3 separate regions of the Homo sapiens genome follow, and regions 1 and 2 are each linked to region 3. A link is a contact called in ENCODE Hi-C or POLR2A ChIA-PET data. All regions are on one chromosome and are shown on one strand. The core of a region is the stretch at or near the end of the contact, and the rest is flanking DNA. Distances in the headings are between cores, read along the strand shown. Region 1 holds the start of MYL11 (myosin light chain 11). Region 2 holds the start of ZNF764 (zinc finger protein 764). Region 3 holds the start of ZNF267 (zinc finger protein 267).

Region 1 (2,700 bases), core at 152-2,651, 1.5 Mb before region 3:
CTGGCTAACGCGGGGAAACCCCGTCTCTACTAAAAATACAAAAAAATTAGGCGGGCGTGGTGACACGCGCCTGTAGTCCCAGCTACTCGGGAGGCTGAAGCAGGAGAATCACTTGAACCCGGGAGGCGGAGGTTACAGTGAGCCAAGATCACGCCACTGCACTCCAGCCCGGATAACAAAACGAGACTTCATCTCAAAAAAAAAAAAAAAAAGTAGCTGGGCATGGTGGCGGGTGCCTGGAATCCCAGCTACTCAGGAGGCTGAGGCAGAAGTATCGCTTGAACCCAGAAGGCGGAGGTTGCAGTAAGCCGAGATCGCACCATTGCACTCCCACCTGGGTGACAAGAGCAAGACTCCATCTCAAAAAAAAAAAAAAAGAAAGAAAAGAAAAAAAAATTCCCCTCTCCTTGAAGGGAGGTAGGAGACCCACCTGATCCCTCAGCTTCCACAGATGGCTCTTTCTCACCACCCTCACACTTACACACACTTGACTATGAACTCCACCATGTGGGGGTGGAGGGATTGTGTCTGCCAAAGTACATCCACAAAGCCCAGCCTAGCACGTGGCACACTGTGTGTGTTCAATACATGTTTACTGGGTTTATTTTATTAATTTAAAATAGAGACGGGGGCCAGGCGCAGTGGCTCACACCTGTAATCCCAGCACTTTGGGAGGCCTAGGTGGATGGATCACCAGGTCAGAAGATTGAGACCACTCTGGCCGACACGGTGAAACCCTGTCTCTACTAAAAATACAGAAAAAAAAAATTAGCCTGGCTTCGTGGCACACCTATAATCCCAGCTACTCGGGAGGCCAAGATAGGAGAATCACTTGAACAGGGGAGGTGGAGGTTGCAGTGAACCGAGATCACACTACTGGCACTCTAGCCTGGGAGACAGAGCGAGACTGTCTAAAAAAAAAAAAAAGGGAGACAGGGGTCTCACTATGTTGCCCAGGCTGGTCCTGAACTCCTGGCCTCAAGCAATCCTCCTGCCTCAGCTTCCCAAAGTGCTGGGATTACAGGTGTGAACCACTGCACCCAGACGTTTACTGGGTTTAAATCTGAGCCCACCCCACTCAGGGGTACAGGATCTGGTTCATTTATCTCCCAGAATGATGCCTTGGGTTGCGTCCCCTCTAAACTCTGGCACATTCCAGCCCCTCTTTGGGAGAAAGAACATCTCTTCTTGCCCAGGCCCTAGTGAGACATGCATCGCAAGACATGCTCCCCCCTTCCTCCCCGCTGGGCTCCAGCTGCTGCCAGCCCTCCAAGAAAGGAGAGGCCCTGAGTTGGGCTATTTTGGTATCTGGGGTGGGCACCCGCAGGGCTAAGGTTACCTTGGTATGTTAAGGGCTCCCTGGGGCAGGACTATATAACCCCAGAGGGACTGCCCCATGCTGACTCCTTGCTTCTTTCCAGCCGGAGCCGCTGCCTTGCCCCCCGGAGACTGAAGACATGGTGAGTGAGAATCCTCCAACCCCTGCCCAGATCCCTTAGACCTCAGGGCAGCCTCACCCTTTGAAAGAAAGTAGCTGGTTCCCAGTCCAACAAAAAGTTAAAAGGATGCTCATCTCTTTCTCGGCATCACTGATGGAAAACAGACTGTGTGATGGCCTAAAGGATCCAATCAATGATAATCCGCCCAGACATTCAACTCACAGGGGCCCAGTCCCTCTCAAAGCCTGATCCATTCATTCCTGTACTCCATCTTCCTAAGGCCCTCTGGCACCAGCCAGGCAATAACTCCCATCCCATTTTACAAATGAGAAAGTAGAGGCTCAGGCCAGGTGCTGTGGTTCACGCCTGTAATCCCAGCACTTTGGGAGGCCAAGGTGGTTGGATCACTTGAAGCCAGGAGTTCGAGACCAGCCTGGCCAACAGGCGAAACCCCGTCTCTACTAAAAATACAAAAATTAACTGGGCGTGGTGGTGCATGCCTGTAATCCCAGCTACTACGGAGGCTGGGGCATAAGAATCGCTTGAACCCGGGAGGCAGAGGTTGCGGTAAGCCGAGATCGCAGCACCGCACTCCAGCCTGGGTGACAGAGCAAGACTCTGTCTCAAAAAAAAAAAAAAAAAGAAAAGAAAAGTAGAGGCTCAAACAGGGCAAATGAGTGGCTGGGGTCACACAGCAAGTCTGAGGCTCAGAGGAGCTAGGCTCAGGACACTGAGAAGATAAGGAAGCTTCCACCCATTGTGGGGGATGGAGAGTTGGAGACCCAGGAGCCACAGACGGGAATTTGGGGAATGCAATCAAAGCAAGCCCCCTCAGCAAAGAGGTCCCAAGGAAGGGGAGACTCAGGCCAAAGGGCTGCTTTAGGAACAGGGACTCGAAGAATTCTGACTCTTAATCCATTGCCCCCAGAGAGGTGGAGGGACTGGTCCATGGGCCCCTTTGTTCAACCCTCACCCTCCAGGCACCCAAGAGGGCCAAGAGAAGGACAGTAGAGGGCGGAAGCTCCAGCGTCTTCTCCATGTTCGACCAGACTCAGATCCAGGAGTTCAAAGAGGTGGGTGAGGGGACGGGGAAACTGGAAGGCTGACCAAAAGCAGCCCTGCTGGCCCTCTCCCTGGAATGTGCACCTGCTTGAAGGAGGGGAAAGGTTTAGAATTCCTTCCTCCCCTCTCTGCTTGGGGTGGAAGAGGACAGTTGGCTGAGAGCCAGCATCTGATCCTCCTGGGGTAGGGATGCTGAGGC
Region 2 (2,700 bases), core at 169-2,668, 1.3 Mb before region 3:
GAAACCCCATCTCTACTAAAAACACAAAAACAAAATTAGCCGGGCGTGGTGGCGGGCGCCTGTAGTCCCAGCTACTGGGGAGGCTGAGGCGGGAGAATGGCGTCAACCAGGGAGGCGGAGCTTGCACTGAGCCGAGATGGCGCCACTGCACTCCAGCCTGCGCGACAGAGGAAGACTCTGTCTCAAAAAAAAAAAAAAAAATTAAGCAGGCTTGGTGGCGGGCGCCTGTAATCCCAGCTACTTGGGAGGTTGATACAGGAGAATTACTTGAACCTGGGAGTGGGAGGTTGCAGTGAACTGAGATGGCACCACTGCACTCCAGCCTGGGCAACGGAGTAAAACTCTGTCTAAAAAAAAAAATTACCCAGGCTTCGTGGCGAGCACCTGTACAGTCTTAGCTACTCTGGAGGCCCAGGTGGAAGGACTGCTTAAGCCCGGGAGTTCCAGGCTACAGTGAGCTATGATGCCGCCACTGCACTCAGCCTAGACAACAAAGCGAGACCCTGTCTCTAAAACAAAAACACCAAAAAAAGCCCCCAGAGTGTAGTGACCACGCAGAGGTGAGGACTCAGAGGCGGGTATGGCAGGGCCAGAGCCCCCATCACAGCTCCTTTCTAGGCTGCATCTGGGAGCCACGCAGGGGCTCAGCCTCGTCGTCGCAGTTGAGAAGGCAGTTCAGAGAGGAAACTGCTAAGCAGGTAGCTGGAGGTGGCAGAGGGTACCGGGATGGGACAGGAACAGAGAAGTCCCCATGGGACTGAGCACCCGATACTCCACCTGGGTCCGTTTGTGTCTGACATTTCGCCACCTCCGGATCCTGGGCAGCCGGACCCCACAGTTCGGCCTCCTCCTCCACCCAGGAGATGAGAGCTGGCTTGTTGCCTCCGATTCCTAGGGAAGAAGAACGCAAACCCCACGCTGCGGGGAGGCCACCTGCCCGGCCCCGGGGCCCCCAACTTCACGCGCAGCTCCCAGAGGCGCGGCAGGGCCTGTGGGGGCGCAGGGCTCAGGCGAGCAGGTGGGGCTCTCACCGAGAGCGCTCAGGTGGCCGTAGGTCTCCCGCATCACGTCCCGGTACAGGGCCCTCTGCGCTGGCCGCAAGCAGCCCCACTCCTCCCGGCAGAAGTACACGGCCACGTCCGCGAAGCTCACAGCCCCCGGCTCCCTCCACTCGGGTCCGGCCCCGTTTGGGTCCCGGGGAGGGAGCGGGGCCAGAGGCGGCGCCATGGTAACTGTCAACCCCGACGACGGATCGGCTGCCTCCCCTGGCCTGGCCTGGGCCTGCGGAACCTCCTGCGCCCGAGAAAGCCTCCCCGGCCCGGGCCCAAGGGAAGGAGGGAGGTTACTAGGGCCCCCGAGGGCGCACTAGAGGGCGTGGAAACTAACGGTGCCGATGGCAGCGGGTGTATAATCAGAAATGGAATATGCCCTCATAAAAAATGGCGGCGGCGCGGGTACTCGACCTTTGCCCCTACGCAGTCGTGCCCAAGACAACGCCCCCGGTATCTCCAGTCCGCGTTCTCTCCGTACCCTCATCCAAAATGGCCGCGGTGACTAATACAGAGGCCGGCCTTGAAAACTAGCCGCGCATGTTTAGTCCCCGGCCCGGCGAGGCGGTGCAGCAGAGAGCTCCGCCCCGGCCCGGCGAGGCGGTGCAGCAGAGAGCTCCGCCCCGGTTTGCACGAACAAAAGAGCGCCTCGCGGGAGTGAGCTGGCCTCCCGGCCTTACTGAACTCAGGCATTAGTTTTCGTTTGTGGACCGTTTTATAATCGGGCTCCAGCTCATCACTCTCTCGTTTTGTCCTTGTTATCTCAGAAACAGGGCAACAGCAGTCTCTTCCCAATGTTGAGTGTAAAAAAACCAATGGAGTGGGCGTGGCGCAGTGGCTCACGCTTGTAATCAGCAGTTTGGGAGGCCGAGGCCAGCGGAACAACTGAGGTCAGAAGTTCGAGACCAGCCTCACCAACATGGTGAAACCCCGTCTCCACTAAAAACACACAAAAAAACAGCCAGGTGTGGTGGCGTGCACCTGTAATCCCAGCTACTGGGGAGGCTGAGGCAGGAGTATCGCTTGAACGCGCGAGGCGGAGTTTGCAGTGAGCCGAGATTGCCTCACCGCACTCCAGCCTGGGCGACAGAGCGAAACTCTGTCTCAAAAATAAAAAAGAAAGAAAGAAAGAAAAAGGAGTGGATACAGGAGAACCTCCTCCATCGTAGGCTTGTTGGGGCCTGAAATTCTGGAAGTTTCTAGATGGCGGAGGCAGTGGGGAGAGTAGGGTAAGGTTGAGAAAGTCAGAGGGTCCTCTCTTCTAGGAGCTTCTCCCATGTGCTGCTCAGGACGCCTCCCAATTGCCAGTCTCCCTGTAGCTGCAGCCGGGCTCTCACCTCCCCTCACATCCTGCCCCTGGACAGATGGCCCAAGGCTCCTCTACTCAAATCCAACTCATCCCTTTCTTGCCCCAATCTGCTTCCCCTAGGGTCTTTATCTAGTAAATGTCACCAACTCTCCCCCAGACCTCTCTCTCACTTTCTGATGGTCTATTCTGTGCTCCACGTGACTTCATACATGTCCTGTTGTAGCAGGACAAGCCACAGACAAAACCCCTCAGACACCGAGTTGAAGGAAGGGTTTTATTCGGCTGGGAGCATCGGCAAGACTCACATCTCAAAAACCGACTCCCCGAGTGAGCAATCCCTGT
Region 3 (2,700 bases), core at 54-2,553:
GGCACAGAGCCTGATCTGTCCCAAGTGGGAGTTTAACCAAGCTAGATGGCGGCCGAGGGCCCTGGCCCAGTTTGACACCCACCTCCTCTCCCACCTTCTACTCAGCCAGAAGACTAGGAGAATCTACTCAGCCGGAAGACTACGAGGTGCTGCAGCGCCACTAGCTCCAAGACTCCAGAAAAACAGGAATAGGGCATTCTGGCAGGTCAAAGCAGACAGAATACTTGAGCTCAGGAGTTGGCGAACTGACTATTAACCTGTAGCCCCAGTTACTTGGGAGGCTAAGGTGGGAGGATCGCTTGAGCTCAGGAGATGGAGACCAGCCTGGGCAACATGGTGAAACCTCATCTCTACAAAAAATACAAAAATCAGCCGGGCATGGTGGCATGTGCCTGTAGTCCCAGCTACTCAGGAGGCTGAGGTGGGAAGATTGCTTGAGCCCCGGAGGCTGCAGTGAGCCATGACTGCACCACTGCACCAGCCTGGGCAATAGAGTGAGACCCTGTCTCAAAACAAAAGCAAAAACCAGAGGTAGGGCTGAGGAGTCCGTGGCCACAGAGCCTGAGCCAGCACGGCCCAGAGGAACTGAGCTCCCAGCCCTGTCGCTGCCAAGGACCCTTCTTCCCTGAGCTTGAAGGGATTGAGAAGGAGAGACAGACGGACAGTCAGCGGCCCCGTTACCAGTGATGCAGACTCCAGGAGATGCGGGCAGAGTTGTAGATTAGAAGAATAGGCCAGCCCCTCTTCCACGTTCCACCACGGCCCGCAACATCCTCCTGGGACCCCAGCCTGCATGCCCCTATAAGATGCTTTTGCACTGGTTCAGTCTATGTATCATGCGAGGGCCTAATTGAAAACACGTGAATGAAGTGTACGGCCTTCTGTTCCCAGCTGAGGGGCCCCCTCCCACGGTGGCGTTAGCAGTGGGGTACAGTGCGGTAAGAGAGGTGCTAAGGGACGGGATGAGGGTCTTTCTTGCTTTAAAGGTGTCTAAATATACTTCTTCTTAAACTTAATTAGCTAATAAGATGTCTTATACAAGCAGAACCAGGTAAGGGAAAGAGCAAGTGTATTTCAAGTCGCAGCTCACCCCTTAATTAGCTGTAATACCCGCAGCAGGCGGCCCCACCTCAATGAGCCAGTCTCCCTTTCAAAAAAAAAAAAAAAAAAGGCACTAATAATGAGGGGGCGGGGCATGGAGCTTTATCCAATCAGGGGCGCTGGAGTGGAAACCGTCCAATCAGGAGTGAAGCCGGAGAGCAGGGGCGGCTTCCGGGATTTGGCGGGGGCCTTCGTCGGCTCCAGTTAGAGCTCGGGTCTCCTCGCCACAGCTCCGAGTCTTTCGTTCTGGGAGGCCCAGGCGGCTTCGCGTTCTGAGAATAAACAGAACCTCTGTTGCTCTGCGACTTGCAGGCACTGGGAGATTCGTAGCTAAGACGCCAGGGCATCCCGGAAGCTGGGAAATGGTGAGTGTGCGGGGTCGGGGGTCCCCAGAGGGAGGGAGGGCGGTGGTCGGAAGCGGCGGGAACCCGCTGTAGGGGCACCCGGGCCTCCCCGCAGTCAGCCTCGGGGTCTGGGCCCCGAGTCCCAACTGGTGCAGCTCGGCCCTCGGTCCCCTCCGCTGCAAGATGGCGGCCAGGCCGGCAGCCGGGACCCCGCGTGTCCTGTCCCATCCCGACCCCGCAGAGCGACCTCGTCCCTGGCCGGAGCCCTCTCTGGGCAGCTCCGCGTCGCAGCCCCGCGTCTCCCCCAGATTGTGCGGTGAGGACGGGAGCGTCTCAGGGGAGACCCAGGTTCGGTGTGTGGGAAGAAACCGTGCCCTGTGGGGTCCTCAGTCACTACTCCTCTTAAGAATTAAAGGGAGTCACTGTTAAAACGTTGAAGAATTTGAGCAAATAGCGATTTGTGACATGGGAAGCCTGCAGTCCTGGTTTGTGGTTCGGAGATCCCCAGAGGGGCTTGAAGGAAAGGTTTTTATAAGGTGCATGAGGAAGCAGACCAAATTAACCGATGGGTTACAGTTTGTAGTTGCCTTATTTAGACTATGCAGGTGGAGGTGAATTGGAGCTTTGTGGTTCGTTAAGTCTGAATTTTGTTTTCCCCTAAAGTTGTAATTTACAAGAAAAGCATTTGAGTTTGGTTTTGGTTTTTCTCCCTAGAAACCTGGGGCACTATAACCACTTCCGTATAATCGCCTGCTCATTAATCATCTTAACACTGCCCAGGGGAACTGGTTTTCCCCCTGCGCTTTCCTAACGTGTAGCACGCAGAGTCTCAAGTCCACCACTGTGTTCCCCCAGTCTAACTGGGCTTGCAATAAAATATTAAATTTCCAGTTCCTTCCCGACATTTCCAAAGGCCAACTTCCCCTCTCCAGTTCACATTCTTAACTATTGGTCATTTATTGTACATTTCAGACAGTATTTTACTCATTAATCATGATTTCACAGAGCAGTGGATGACACTTTTTTAAAGATTTGTGTTTTTTTGGCATACATTTCACGTGAGAGGAAAGCAGAGAATAAAAAATCCCTGACACTCCACTGCAAAAAAAACTGTGCCTCTTTTTCATTCATCTTCCCCAGGCACAGACACGTTATCGGAAAGAATGTCTTTTGACTTGAGGTTTTGCTTTGGAAACTTTACAGGGCCCTGTATAGCCACCCTCTATCCAGTCTTTTCCTGTTCCTGAATTTCAGA

What was found. A loop is a pair of places that touch in the nucleus more often than their neighbours do. ChIA-PET counts read pairs that join two places held with the same protein, here RNA polymerase II (POLR2A). Pooled maps may share reads with other maps.
Region 1: a map of vagina shows a loop between it and region 3 (17-fold over the local background). The contact joins the promoter of MYL11 here to the promoter of ZNF267 in region 3. A Hi-C loop is called at or near these places in 1 of 168 maps with a recorded cell type or tissue (vagina) and 5 of 50 pooled maps. POLR2A ChIA-PET finds 5 or more read pairs at or near these places in 1 of 52 experiments (CD8-positive, alpha-beta memory T cell).
Region 2: a loop to region 3 is called in a pooled map, with 4 times the contacts of the local background. The contact joins the promoter of ZNF764 here to the promoter of ZNF267 in region 3. A Hi-C loop is called at or near these places in 4 of 50 pooled maps. POLR2A ChIA-PET finds 5 or more read pairs at or near these places in 2 of 52 experiments (GM12878 and activated T-cell).

Annotation. Positions count from the first base shown.
Region 1 is chr16:30,373,401-30,376,100 of GRCh38, forward strand. MYL11 (myosin light chain 11) reads left to right here and starts at 1,402. Exons shown (of 7, transcript NM_013292.5): 1 at 1,402-1,460; 2 at 2,420-2,512. The coding sequence starts at 1,458.
Region 2 is chr16:30,556,956-30,559,655 of GRCh38, forward strand. ZNF764 (zinc finger protein 764) reads right to left here and starts at 1,419. Exons shown (of 3, transcript NM_001172679.2): 1 at 1,032-1,419; 2 at 778-891. The coding sequence starts at 1,227. RefSeq lists enhancers at 307-868, 1,409-1,548.
Region 3 is chr16:31,872,504-31,875,203 of GRCh38, forward strand. ZNF267 (zinc finger protein 267) reads left to right here and starts at 1,304. Exons shown (of 4, transcript NM_003414.6): 1 at 1,304-1,466. The coding sequence starts at 1,464. RefSeq lists an enhancer at 1,125-1,419 and silencers at 1,306-1,355, 1,506-1,585.